2 separate regions of the Mus musculus genome follow, and region 1 is linked to region 2. A link is a contact called in ENCODE Hi-C data. All regions are on one chromosome and are shown on one strand. Each heading gives the region's core, a stretch centred on a gene start or an enhancer-like site at or near the end of the contact. The rest is flanking DNA. Distances are from core to core; before and after follow the strand shown.

Region 1 (6,948 bases), core at 4,222-6,721, 1.2 Mb before region 2:
TAAATAATTTAGACTTTGTGGGCAAAATGAACTCTAACACAACAATTCAATTAGCCATTGTAGGATGAAAGTCATCGTGGATAACAAGTAATGGCTGCGACACTGCATTTCAATAAAACTTTATTTACAAAAAGAAAAAAAAAAGTGGCAGAAGGAAGGGAGGGAGGAAGGAGGGAAGGAAGGGCCAGCTTCTTATGGTGGCTCACAGTCTGTGGTATGGTCCATCATGACGGGGATGCCATGACATCAGCAGCTTGAGGCAGCTGGTCACACTGCATCCCACAGTCAAGAGGCAGAGAGAGGCGAATACTGGTCAGCTCACTCTCTCCTATTTATTCTGCCTGGGACTGGGACGCCAGGCCATGGAATGGTACTGCTCACATTCAGGGTCGGTCTTTCTATCTCAGTTAACCAAATCTAGAAACTTCCTCATACACAAATGGTGATTCTAAATCTCATCAAGTTGACATTCAAGATTAACTACGGAAGTGGCAGACTCTTGTAGCCCAGGTTGGCCTTGAACTTCTGATCCTCCTACTTCCACTATTCCCTGCTTCCATAGGTACTTACCAGAATACCTGACTTAGGAGAGGCAGGAGAGGACTTTGTACATACCAGGCAAGTGCTCTACCCAGACCCTAACCTACTTGAGAGCATATCATCTCTCTTGTTAATCATCTGTGAGATGGCCACTGCTGACCCCCTCTGCTTTTCAGATGGGTGTTGAAGCAACTGAGAAGGGGTGGGGTATGTTCTCAAAAGACACTGCTATAAGTCGCTTACTTTCGTGCTCTCTGGATCTCAAGAGGCTATCTCAGGGCTTGGGGGGGGGGGGGAAGGGGACCACTTGGCTAAAGCCCAAGAGACTAGTGACTTGTTGGTCTGAGAAGCATAAAGGAAGAACTTGGAGAAGGAAGTCCTCTTTGGGCCTGTGGCCTGTCCCTCCACTCATGGCAAGAAGACCATTCTCTTGGGTTGACAACATGGCTCTGTGGGCAAAGGCACTTGCCACCAGGTGCGACCACCTGTGTTTGATAACTGTAGCTAACCTATAACAGCAGAAAGAGGAAAGAGCGTTGGTCTATACATGCTGTGCACAGCCCTTTCCCAAATAAATAATATCTAATCAAAATACATTCGTGGGGGCTGGAGAGATGGCTCAGCAGTTAAGAGCACTCACTGCTTGCTCTTGCAGAGATTCTGAGTTCAATTCCCAGCAACTACATGGTGGCTCACAATCATCCGTAATTGGATCCGATGACCTCTTCTGGTGTGTCTGAAGACAGCTACAGTGTACTCATATAAATAAAATAAATAAACATAAAAAAAAAGAACAGAGTTTTCTTACCTTCTTATCGCAGACACTGTACACCAACTCTGGTTGCCATCAGCTTGGCAGGCTCAGAGGTTTATACCCCCCCCCCCTTCGTGGGCTGGTGCTGAGCTACCGGCTCCATGAGGTATGATGGTCAGGGACCTCAGCCTTCTGTAAAACAGAGCTAATACCAGGCTAGAAGCAGCTCCAGAGTGGATTCTGGCACAGAGTAGACAGGTGACACAAGGACACAGAATAAGGGGTGTCCCTGGAGTCCCGAGCCCAGGCCCTGGTAAGCTCAACAGGCTAGTTGGGTTACCTGTCCTCCATAAGCTGATTAAGCAGACACATTAATAGAGAAAAAATCAGATTTATTTTTCTGGCCACATTGTGGAAAGGGACAAAGCTATCCAGTGATTCCCCCTTTACCCCTCCACAGGTTCAAATTCAGTCCTAACAAGAAGGCCTACAGAGAGCCAGAGGTGTGCAAGAGATACACAGTCTGGGTCAAGAGGCACTCCTGCCCACCCTTGACCCAGGATTGTCAGCTCAATGCTCTCCAACAAGGTGCTCTGTGAACTTGTAAAACTTCCTTGAAGCCCCTGTTCTGGCTACCCTGGGCCTCAGACTTTTTTCTCCTAGCCTAGTTTATTCCTGTGGGATTCCAATTTCTTGGGGGCTACTGTTTTCCTAGTCTGATGAGTCAAGGCTGCAATTGAGCAACCCTTTGGAATATCCTCACTCCTGCTGAGCCAGTTACAGGCTGGGCCGGAAACCCACACCTCCAGGCGATCTGATGGCTGCTTCTCAGCCATCACTCTGAGAGCCGGTCCAACCTTTCTCTGCTTGATTTAGGTTCGCCACAGTAACCTTGGCCACACCCTCCTACTTCTCCTAGCAACAGCACATTTCTCCCTGCACAGTTCTGACACCTCTAGAGCACCCTTGCTGGGAACCTGGTGGCAGGCTGCACTGTGAGCTCCAGGAACTGATGCGTCTGCAGCACTTGTGTTGTTGGTCCTCTGAATCGCTCATCTGTCTAATCTACAGTGGGAGCCCAGGGAAGACAAGCCGAGCAGAAGAAAGTGCGGTTGCTGGGCCCCCAGATCCAGAACCTTCTTGTCAGGGAGGAAGGATGTTCATCACAGTGTCTAGAGCCAGGACCTAAGCAACTATCTGCTCCCCTCAATGCATTCATGTCGCCAACTGCCTGTACTTCCTTTGTGAATCAGTCTGCAGCAGCTGAAGTCTTGGCTACTCCAGACATTCTGTTTCTTTCCTTTCTCAGTGGTGGACAAACCTGGGCAAAGCTTCTAATGCTTCCACATCTGGTATTACTACGCTGGAGTAGAGGTCAGAGAGGCACACGTCCAAAGAGCAGTCACTTGAGAGCAAGGCATGGTGGTGCACACCTGTAATGCCAGCCCTGGGGAGGTTGAGGCAGGGGGAACTCAGCAGTTCAGAGGCCAGCCTGGGCAACACAAGGAGACCCTGTCTTCAAAGGGGGAAGAAAAGAAAACAAAGAACAGAGCTGGTTAGGTTAGCTTGTGCTTAAAATACTGGTTGGTACTTTGGAGGTTGAGACAAGGGGGTATTTGCAAGTTCAAGGTCAGCCTGGGCTGTAAAAGGAGACCTTGTTTCAAACTTCAGGGTCCAAAACAAAAACAAACAAGTAAAGCAAACAACAGAAAGGGTTGGGTAGGGGGAAAAAAAGGAGGAAAAAGAAAAGAGCAGGGAGTTGCTTCAGCAATAGCATGATGCTGGGCTCTGAGGGCTCATTATCCTTCATCCTTAAGGCAGACCTCAGTGTAATCAGAGGCTCTGAGGGATTCAGTAACTTGCCCAAGCTAGTAAGTGGCCAAACTGGAATTTCAAGCTTGCTCTTAAACAGCAGGAATCCTTGCCATTTTTTTCAAAACTGCATCTCCACAGGGTATAGATTTGATCCTCCATGGTGGACGGACAAGCTTCACCCTAGCTACTTTAACACACTGCCAGAGACGGTGTAAGTGGGAGAAAGAAGGGAAGAAGGGAAGAGCAAACTGGTAGCTGGGTTTAAAACAGAGCACGTAAGCCTGCATGGTGGCACACACCCTTAATCCTAGCACAATGGGAGGCAGCAGAAGGTAGATCGCTGTGAGGTTGAGGCCAGTCTGGTGTATAAAGCAAGTTTCAGGGCAGCCAGAGCTACAGAGAAACCCTATCTTGAAAATCAAAGAAATACACACACACACACACACACACACACACACACACACACAGAGAGAGAGAGAGAGAGAGAGAGAGAGAGAGAGAGAGAGAGAGAGAGAGAGAGAGAGAAATATGATCCTGGTGTATAGACCAAGTTACAGGTCAGCCAAGGCAAAGCAAGAAACCTTGTCTCAAACCAACCAACCAACTCAAAAGGATTGCTTGCTTGAGTGGCTCACAAGAGGAGAGTAAGTTCCCATGCTAAGACTCTGGGTACCATCAACACTGGGTTTCCCTTCCAGGTACCAGGGAAATCTTTGAAGGCACTGATGGGAACTTAAGAGCTTTGGAGTGATGTTGACTAAGATGGGTGACCACTGGCCAGGAGAGGTGCCTGTGGTCCCAGGGCAAATCAAGATGGCATCGAGTTACTGGACATATAAAAAAGTAAAAGTGTGCTAGATGACTGGGGACTCTAGTTACTGAGGGGGTGAGGTGGCAATGCCACTTGCTAGGGCATTCTGCAACCTCTTAAAGAAATCTTTATAAAAGGTTGTAACAACACGTAAAACGAAGACTCTGATATGAAACCAAATGTCTACTATGTGCTCGATTCTATTTTATAGAAATAATAACAACTAAGCAAGAAAATTGTGTAAGACATACACTAAAATGCTTCTGCCAGTAGTCAGGAGCCACCAGTGATTTGCTTCCTATGGCTACTTTCCCACACTTCCCCGGTTTTGCTATTTATTTATTTATTTATTTATTTATTATTTGTTTGTTTATATAAATTGTTGGTACATGTTACAGCCTTGGCGGTCTTCACTTCGTAGACCAAGCTGGCCTCGAGCTCAGCGATCCACATGCCTCTGCAGTGCTGGGATCAAAGTGGTGCGCCACCAACAACGCCCGGTAGTCTTTGCCGCTTAAAAACCAAAACCAAACTTATTTAGGAACTGTGTTTGTGTGGGCGTGCGTGTGGGAGGTCAGGCGGCAACTTGTAGGAGTTCCTTCTATCCGCCCACCACGTGGATTCCCGGGTTCGAACTCGGTCCTCAGACTTGGCAGCAAACGCGTTTCCCCGCTGAGCATCTCACTTGTCTTTTTGCCGTTCCGCCCTCACCGGTAAGCTACAGAGCTAGTGGGCGGAAAGAGCAAACGACCGCCTCACGCAGCCTCTGAGGCCGGGGAGGAGCCCGCGGAACCCTCAGCCTGCGCAAACCTGCGGACGTGGAGCCCGGCCACGCCGCCGCACACGCCCCCGGCAGCCCCGCGCGGCGTCGCGCGCACCCGAGGGGCCGCCCCTCTCTGGTGACGCGAACCAGGGGCGGACCCGCACAGGCCCCGCCCCACCACCTCCGATTGGTCGGCGCGCTGTCACCACGTCGCGGGAAGCTGGCAGGGTGTGTGTGAGTGTGTGTGTATGTGTGTGTGGTTTGCTTTGTCATTCGTGGCCCGGCTGACGCGGCCGGTATGGCTGCGTGCTCGGCTGCCCGCAGAAGGGGCCGCGGCGGCGCTCCCGGGACGCCCTCTTACATAAGGACGCGGCTGACTGAAGCACATGTCAGCGCAAGGTCCCCACACGCAGCGCACCACGCCGTTCGGTTCTCACACGCCAGGCGGGAGCCCGCGGCGCCGCGCCACACGGTGTACGCCGACGTGGGCCTCCCCACGGCGAGACGCAGCCCAATAACCGCGAAGCGTACCTTCGCAACAAGGCATAATATAGGATGTTATATTTATAGGGCCTATTTATAAGCCTCTATTTAACTCTTTTCTGATAGGCCCGGCCACGCGTCTAGGCCTTATCCTGATTGGTGTGTCCTTCTGTCCTTCAAAAAGGCGGGCTTAAGGGTCCGTGTTGCCTCAGCGGGCACCGGGATTGGCCGTGCGCGGCGCGGCGGCGCCTTCGATTGGCTATGCGGGCCGTCCGTCGCGGCAAAGGAGGCGGGGCGGGCGGCTGGCTGGTGCGGGGCGGGCGGGCCCCGGAATTGTCATTTCTTTGTTTCCGAAGGCGGAGGAGGCTCGGCGCCCCCCTCCTGGCCCCCTCCCCCCCGGTGCTGGCTCCATGTCTGTGTGACCGGCCGCAGGGGTAGGATTCAGGCCCGACGCGGGGCGGGCGGGCGACGGCGGCTGAGGTGAGAGGCGGCGGCGGCGGCGCGGCTCGGGCACCGGCCCCCCAGCGGGAGGATGAAGCGGCGGAACGCCGACTGCAGTAAGCTCCGCCGCCCCCTGAAGCGGAACCGGATCACCGAGGGTATCTACGGCAGGTGAGCGGCGGTGCCGGGCGTGGGCCAGCGGGTCCCGGGCGCCGCTCGGAAGGGGCCCGGCCCCGTTATGTAACCCCCCGACTAGGCCGCATGCCCGCGCCGGGGGCTCTCCTGAGGCGCGCCGCCCGCGGAGCGCCGGGCCAGCCAGCCAGCCGAGGGTCCGCCCCGGGCCACGGGGTGTGGCGAGGGCCAGGCGGAGGGCGCGGCGGGCGCGGGCGGGAGCCACGGGGCCGCCGTTGGCGGTGGTGTGTCGGGGGGAGGGGCGGCACCCCCGCGGCCCGGAGCCCAGAAGCCCGGGGGTCCCCAGCAGGCTGTGCGCTCGGTCCCCTACCGAGCCCGGGTCACGCTGGGCTCGGGGGTTGGCTGCCCGAGGCTCGTGGACGCGTGCGGCCGGGCGAGCGAGCCGCCAAAGTTAGGAGCTGCCAGGGGCGCGGGACCCTCGGGCTCGGGGCGGGGCCACGCCGGCTACTCTTCTGCGCTCTGCTGCCTCACGGGGTCCCCACCTTGGCTCGGAGCGCCCAAGGCTGATACCCCCAGATCGTGCCGGTGACACCGCTCCAGACCGCGGCTTTTCTCAGTTCCTCAGCAAACATTCTGACAATTGCAAGCAGATATTTTGCAGGGATTCTCGCCCAACTCAGGTTTGGGGATTTTTTTTTTTTTTTTAAATCCTCTGTTCATGAAGGAAAGTGGTGTCCCTTTAAATAGAAATTGAATCCACTTCTCCTGGACAGAAGGACAACAGGTTCATGGGGCATTTCGGTGACTGTCACAGCTTCCCCAAGCCCAATTTGTGTGCGGAGGTTATTTTCTGGAAATGCCTATTTCCGAGGCGAAGTAATTAGTTTACGACAGAGAGTGCTCAGCATGCGGTTGAAGGCTTTACTTGAGTCCTCTTGGCGCCTTACGGTTTAGGTCTTGCTGTGAATCTTGGAGAAAAATACAGGCGGTAGCTGATGACATCCAAGTTGTAGCATAGCTGTACACCTTACACATGCGGTTGTTTACACGTGTGAAGTGGCTGCCCTCCACAGGCAGGTGACTTACCTAACCATGAAGGGGGATTCTTCAAGTTTAAAAGGAGTAAGAAGTCAAAATCCTAGGCTAGATGATACGTAAGGAGCCACGGATCGCATCCATTCATTCAACAAACGTGAATACTATTTGCTC
Region 2 (7,497 bases), core at 3,584-6,083:
AGCTCGCATTATCATCTCACCTTGTTCACGTGTCAGCTCTGCGGTAGCACCTCATGGCGCCTAACACGCCCAAGAGTTAGGGCTCTAAAAACAGAGGGAGCTAGCAAGATGGCTCAAGTTCTCAAGGTACTTCCTGCCCAACCTAATGACTTGAGTTCACACCCCAGTTCACCAAGACCCATATGCTAGGATAGAACCCTCTTATACTTCTGAATTTTTCCCTCTGACCTTCACTTGTGCATGAGTACACCCTGGGATACATGGTCGTATATTCCCGATCACATCTATTTTGAGACAAGGGCTCGTGGAGCTCAGGCCTCAAACTTCCTATGTAGCCTGGTATTCGCCACTCTATTTTAAATTGCAGTCTGAGGTGGTTTAAGGGTTAAGGATCCAAAAGGGAATATTGGATTTCCTCAAGTTACAGGCAGTTGTGAGCTGTCCAGCATAGATACTGAGGGCCAATAATGACCAGGTTCAGTTCCCAGCACCTCCGTGGCTGCTTACTAATATTTCTAACTGCAGTCCCAGGGGGTCTTATGCCCTTTTCTGGCCTCCATGGGCACTAAACACAAATGCAGGCAAAAACACTCATACACATTTTTTTTTAACTCCCTTCTCTCCCTCCCGTCTCGCTTTCCTTTCTACCCAGTTTCATACTTCCCTGCCATCTTCCACTGAAATATAAACAGAGCTTGTGAGGCTCGCTGTTGCATCCCTTTCTGACATACATCCTAGCATACTGCATCAACTTAGTAATAACTAGCTGAGTGGCATCATAGCAAAGAAGCAGTTGCTTTTTAGATCAGTCTTGTAATACCCCTTTCTGTGCATCCCTTCTATCATTCCTTCCTTTAGGAAAGTGGAGAAAATTAAGGTTCAGATTTTTTTTTTCTGGAATAATCAGAGATACTAACAAAAGGTGAGTGTAGATACTTGGTGAGACCTGAGACCGTTTTTTTGTTTTGTTTTTTTATCTGTTACACACCTGTCAGCTGGACAAAATAGATGGCAAATAGTCCTACAACACCCTTGTGTCTCTGAGGTAAGTGCAAAACAAGGCCCTCTGACCAAGGTCCAAGTTTTTCCCAGCAAGTGGCACACCACACTTACTCCATCCACAGATTGCCACTGGGAGGTTGGTTTCTATTGTCTTTGGCATGAGACAAAAGTGTCTCAAGAATTTTAGTCAAGTGCTCGTCAGACTTGATGTAGCTGTTAACAGAGTCGTCAGGGGCAAGCATGGGAAATGAGTACTTAGTGAAGAAGAAATCTTTGACAACCAAGATGCTTTCTCATTTTAAAGGGGGCGAGGAAGGGGCTTTTCGTATCTTACTTAGTAATTGCAGTAGCTATTTTTGTTATGGAGCTCTCAAGCTCCCACTTCCCAGTCTAGAAAGTGCATTTCTGGGCTGTGTGTGGAGCATTACCTAGGAGTTCTGTTTCCTGGGCTCCTTTCATCTGCTCTCTGGCAATTCTGGGGGCCGCCTAGCCCAGTCTCCAGTTTCTGACGGGAGCCACTGGGAGAGAGGACTGCTGACCAGCGAGCTGTGAGTAATTGGCTTTTGAGAAGTAAATAGAACCCGGCCAGTAGAGAACCCGGGGTGTGGCTAGTAGTTCTTTTCCCAGGCTCCTCCCTCCCACCCCCACCCCCAAATGACCTTAACCTTCTTTCAGAGCTGGACAGCAGCCAAGCCCTGCCTAAACAATACTCTGAAGCTCATTGGCTCCTTTGCTTGGCAGCCACTGCCACCCCCAAGGGGCTAAGGCCTTCCCACCATGTCTCAGTGAAGTCAAGTTTCCTAACTGTTCAAAGGCAAACCCTAAAGGGAGGGTTTCAGTAACAGGAGCATAGATTTTGAAGCATCCATGTTTGGTACCTGCACCTGGAGACAGGGAAGATTCTTAGTACTCTGCAGTGGGTGAACATCTTCAAGTGACATGGCAGAGGTCACACATGGATCCTTTGGGTAAAGGTCTGAGACCCTAATTGGTGTCATCCTGATGTCAGGATGGCTACATATAAACACCACCCTTGGAAACTATCAGATGATTTTTTTATGATGAGTGAAGAGAAGTGTCAAGTTCTGGAAAGGCATAGCTTCTGTTCATCACGAGCCTTAGACTAAACCCGCTCACTGTAGATGGTAAGGAACCCGAGGGTGGCCAGGCAGTGGTGGCTCAAGTCTTCAATCCCAGCACCCAGTAGGCAGAGGCAGGCAGATCTCTGAGTTCCAGGCCAGTTTAAGGTACACAGTAAGACTCTTCTTTTTTTGTTGTTTTGGTTTTGGTTTTGATTTGGGTTGGTTTTGGTTTTTCAAGACAGGGTTTCTCTGTATAGCCCTCGCTGTCCTGGATCTCACTTTGTAGACCAAGCTGGCCTCGAACTCAGAAATTCGCCTGCCTATGCCTCACAAGTACTGAGATTAAAGGTGTGCACCACCACTGCCCAGCTACTCTTCTTAATAATATATTAATTGAGCCAACTTGGAAAGCTGGGACCTGACTTCAAGACATTTGTGACCTTAGGCAAGGCACTTCTCTTTAGCGAGCCTTAATTCCCTTGTCTGTAAAATATGGCATCAAGTTAAAAATCAAGTGAAACTAATTTATACAGCAGTCTAGGACAAATGGTCTGTCTCATACTCCCTGTCCAGACTGGCAAGTGCTCTAACACTTAGGTGAAAGATTGCCCTGGTCTTCCATTATATACAGGGGCTAATTTTCCAAAAGAGGAAAACAAATGTCATGGGCAGGATGAAGCAGATGGTGACAACATGCAAGGCACAGACAGACCAGGGTGGTGGATGCCGGTGGGTGGATAGAGTTTGTCCCTGAAGCCAAAGGGTAGCCTGCTGTGATAATGTTTCGGGCAAGAAGATCAGCAAATGCAGAGGCAGGCAAATTTCAAGGACAAAAATGGTGTCATCGTCTTGAATGTTAGGTTTCTAGAACGCGCATTGCTTGCACAAATCAGCTTAGGGTTCTGTTGGTGAACCTCGCCTGATGGTGTAGGGTATTTCCTTCCTAATGCCAGGTGGAAGATGTACTTTCAGGAGCCCGGGGACATGGCTGGCTGTCTTCCTTGCCTTCCTGGTGGCTCAGCAGGCTCCGTTTTTTAACTGTAGACTCTAAAGGCAAACTGCTTAGCACTGTCTCTCTCACCTCTCACAGCCTTGGAGCCCTACACACCCCTCCCATCCCATCCTGCCACCTTCCAGTCCAAAAAGCCAGAGTGTCAGGGCTTTGAGAGCACAAGATTCAGTTTCCTTTTTTTTTTTTTTTTTTTTCTTCTGTAGGAGAAGAAGCCAGAAAATGAAACGGGAAACAGCAGAAGAGAAGGGGGTTGGGCGGCTGGGAAGGGAAGGGAAGGAAGGAGAGATTGCAGCCAAGTGCGACTGAAGATCTAGTCAAAGTTCTACCTCCTAAGGAAGGGTGTTTCAACAAACACTCTCACTTCTCACAAAAGGACCCCTGCCTTTTTTACAAGCAGATTCTGCAGGGATTCTTTATTGGACAGACAGAACCTCGAGCTTGCATGCCATTTTCCCCTGTGAATTCACGAAGCAAGGATGGTTTCTTTAAGGTCAGGGTGCTGCGAAGACTGTAAGAAAGTCAAGTCACAACCTCGGGCCCTAGTCACAAGTGTGCCTAGAGAGGCACTGACATTTCACTCACAGGACTGGCAACAAATGCTTTCGGGGGGCGGGGGGGGGAGGAAAAATGACTTTGGAAACTCCTGTTTTCTCTTTACCAGTCATTAAATTATACATTATCCACCTTACACGCAAACATCCAAGGGGCAGTTGACATCCCAGGGCCTGAGATGATAGACAGACACAGCTTCTGGCCCCCACCGAACTGATGAAGGCTAGTTTTTTTTGTTTTTTTTGTTTTTTTTTTTTGCTTGGAGAGATAGAGACCCATCTCTTTGTTCCCACCCACATTTGTGGCTGTTGCAGAAGATAAACCCCTCCCTCAGCCAGGGCTGTGGCCAGAGGTTAACCTAGACCCAAGCTACGTTTGAGAGGACAGATAACTGAAACCACACAAGGCTTTGGAATCCTGAGAAACGAGAAATCTACCAACGGAGAAGGATTTACTATCTGTTTCCTCTAAGGCGGGTGCAAAGTTGTTCTAACAGTTTCCGTTAGTTACAGGGGTACCAACTGGCCGCTCCTCCCCAACAGGCGGTTTTGTTCAATTAGCTTCCTTTTTTTTTTTTTTTTTTTTTTTCTTTTTCTTTTTTTTGGCGCCAGTTCCTGCGACAGAAACTGCTTGAGGGAGAATCCTCGGGGGTGTTCTCTGAGGTTTCCTTCCTCGTCCCATACAGTCATCTGAGGTGGGACAGAGGACTGTCGCAGGGCAGAGGTCCTTCATTGCCAGGAGGGGAAAGGCAGGGGGAATTCCCCTACTTTCTTCTCATCCAGTTGCAGGGTACCGCTGCTTGCCACAAAAACCCCAAGAAGGCTTTCTTTTGCCTATTCATATTGTCTATCGTGTGCCAGGTCCTGTGCTGAGCTGGGGTGGCGGAACACCGAGAGAACGCGTGGCTCTGGGGCAGCGCCCGGGTCCAGCCTCGGCTCACACCGGGAAGTCAGAGGCTGCTCACGGCAGGGGACTGGGGTGAGAGCCCCGACCCGGGAGCGCAGCGCCCGCGCACAAACTGCTGGCGAGTCAAGAGGCCTACTCCTCAGGTGTCACCACGCCGGGAAGGTGCGACTCACCGCCGCCGCCTCGGCCCCCGCCCTAGCTGGGGTCAACATGGCCGCCGAGGAGGGGGGCGGGGCGCTCCGAGTCCGGGCAGGAGCGGGGCGGGGCCGCCGTCGGCCGAGCCGGCGCGCAGGCGCGGCACGGACGGGACCCGGATGGAGGCGCTGAAGTTGGAGCTCCGCGGGGGTGGTCTGGACGCGCGGGCGCGGAGGATCCGGCGCCAGCTCTGCAACTCTGGAGTCCTCCGGGGAGGGAAGCTGTCAAACGCAGGCCGAGAGAAATTAGGCGGAGGCTGTAGAGAAGCGAGGAGCCCCGCCCCTCCGCCATAGCAGCCTCCGGCGCCGCCTCTTCCTTTGCAGCCTCCGGCCCTCGTCTGCTTCCGGCCCCGTTGCCTGGCCCGGCCCCGCGATTCCCCCGGGACGAAGCCCTGGGCCGTGGCTCCCTTGGGGTGAGGGTCACTGTCCCGTCCTGGGTAGGAACTGTGTCCGAAAAGAGCAGGCTGGAACGGGCTCCCAGTATGGCAGGGCTTAGCAGAAGGAGGCGGCTCGCTCCACGTTGCCTCTGGGTCATAACGCAGCACCCATTTGAGAGTATTAGCCTTCCGCAGAAAATCCAGGACTCCAGTTCAACAGATCTTTCCCAGTTAGGGCCCATCACCATAAGCTTCCAGCAACAACATGTGCTACAGTTGGAGAAAGTTCTGGGCTAAGCCTTGGATGTCCTGGCTGGACAAGGAATGCATACCCTTTGTTTATGGCAAAAAGCTCTCCTGACTGTGGACATAGGTTTTAGAAAGCAGTGCGTGAGGAGCTTTAAGTGGTGGGCGTGTCACTTGGCTCCAGTGAGCCTCAGTTTTCACATCCATAAAATGGCGATGGTAATTACACAGTCTTACTGGTGTCTAATGAGATCTCTGGAGCCTATTTCACGGGTAAATTAAAGAAAAATGAAACTGGTTGGTTCTAAGCATCCGGCCAGTTAAGAGTCTGATTTGGCAAGGGGCTTCTTTCAAAGGGGTGTTGGCAAAATAGCTAGAGAGATAATTGACTGTCTTGATTTTACTTTGTTTAACTTGAGTGTGGGTTGCATCTCCTGTGGCCACTGATGCCAGAGTTTGAAAGAGGGAAGGACTGAGAATCAAGATGCAGAGGTGGATTCAGTACTTTTCCTCTCTCTGCCTCCTTTGTGCGTGCGGATTGGAGGCCAGGGAAAAGAGAGGGAGGGAGGGAGAGATTGATTGAGTTTGAGTTGGGTGTCCATGTTTCTGTCATTTATTTGGGTTTAGTGAATCCAGTGTTGGAGATATCGTGGGTAGTCAGAAAATGCTGTTTCCTGCGGCTTAACTTTAAACTGAATTGTCCTAAATAAACCGACATGGAGTTGGGAGGTGAGGGGGCCTCCTTTTCTCCCGGTCTCCTGGTGATGAAGTAAGCAGCAGGCGCCCCCTCGTGCCGAGGATGGGGTACTACCGCTATTAACCAGTCTTGTTCCCTTGGCGGAGAATTTTTTCTTTTCTCCCATGCTTTCTGTGACTTTGTCATTTGCTTTTTTTTTTTTTAATTCTATTTTATGTGCATATGTTTATGTATATATGTGTGGAGCTACAGGTGCGCCTTGGCACACCTAAGTGAGGACAGAGAACAACTTTGTGGGAGTGTCTTCTCATCTTCAGCCTATGGGTCACTGTAGTGGCAAGTGCCTTTGCCCGCTGGGCCATCTTGCTTTCTAACCAGAAACACGATGGGAGAAATGCTTGGACCAGTGATCTTAGTTCTAGCGTCAGAAAACTTGACGATTCTCTATCCTGTCCTTGCTACTTCGTGCACTTGGGAGAACAGATGTCTGTTTACATGCTGGGTCCTGGGATATAATAGAGTTAGGAGACAAAGCCCCCGTCCTCATAAGGAACAGATAGGAAGATAAAGATGGCAGAGCATGAGGCAGTGAGAATATAGGGCTGTCTGGTGGGATCAGAAAATTCCAGAAAGCAAGTGTAGCCTAAAAGTTTAGAGGGTGTTAGCCACGTGAGAGAAGAAAGACGGGGCTCTTCCTCTCCTTGCTTAAACACAGTAAGAGCTGTGACTGCTATTAAATTGTGTTTTTAAAGAAATGCCTTGATGTGCATTCTGTGCCTCAGAATGGCACTGGGTTTTTGTATGAGTTTGCCGCCACTCCCGCGGAGATGGGAAATGGCTGTTTACCCCGTCCCGAGTGGTAGACTCTGTCTTCCCCGAGTTTGTTTTAGCAGTGGGAGCTGGCCGGAGTCCTGCTGAGCAGTGGTTTTCTTTTCCTTCTCCACTTAATTTAACAGACCAGCTGAACACACATCAGAGAGTGAAGCTGGCATGTGTAGTAATTACGGGCTTCTAGGATGGTTCTGTGCCCCACTTTGGGGACTCTGGTTTGGGAATTCGCTTATTATTCTGGGCAAAAGGGAAAATGGCACAGGTAAATAATAGCAGCCACGGCATTGACTTGTGCGGTACCTTTTAGTTCAGTCCATTTTACCATGATGACGAGTTGGTGAGATCGGAGGGGTAGAGAATAGTGTCCTGGTTTACACACACAGGACTGACTCTCAGAGGGACTAAGGGAGAACTTGCAAGTGACAAAATTGGGCTTTGAACCCGGGTCTTTGAGTCCTACATAAAAGCATTTCAACGGGCTTTTAAAAGTTCTGTGAGCTTAGCTTTCCAGCTTGTGCTTATCTGTGTGTTACTTACTGACTGGCCTAGAGTGCTTCAAGAGTGACACCCAGTGGTCCAGCTGCCTTCAGGATAGTCT

What was found. A loop is a pair of places that touch in the nucleus more often than their neighbours do.
Region 1: a loop to region 2 is called in a map of T-helper 17 cell, with 3 times the contacts of the local background. The contact joins the promoter of Maco1 here to the promoter of Pigv in region 2. A Hi-C loop is called at or near these places in 2 of 37 maps with a recorded cell type or tissue (T-helper 17 cell and gastrocnemius).

The regions. Positions count from the first base shown.
Region 1 is chr4:134,851,868-134,858,815 of GRCm38, reverse strand. It overlaps Maco1 (macoilin 1), which reads left to right and starts at 5,471. Exons shown (of 11, transcript NM_025382.6): 1 at 5,471-5,778. The coding sequence starts at 5,699.
Region 2 is chr4:133,669,983-133,677,479 of GRCm38, reverse strand. It overlaps Pigv (phosphatidylinositol glycan anchor biosynthesis, class V), which reads left to right and starts at 4,833. Exons shown (of 4, transcript NM_178698.5): 1 at 4,833-5,161.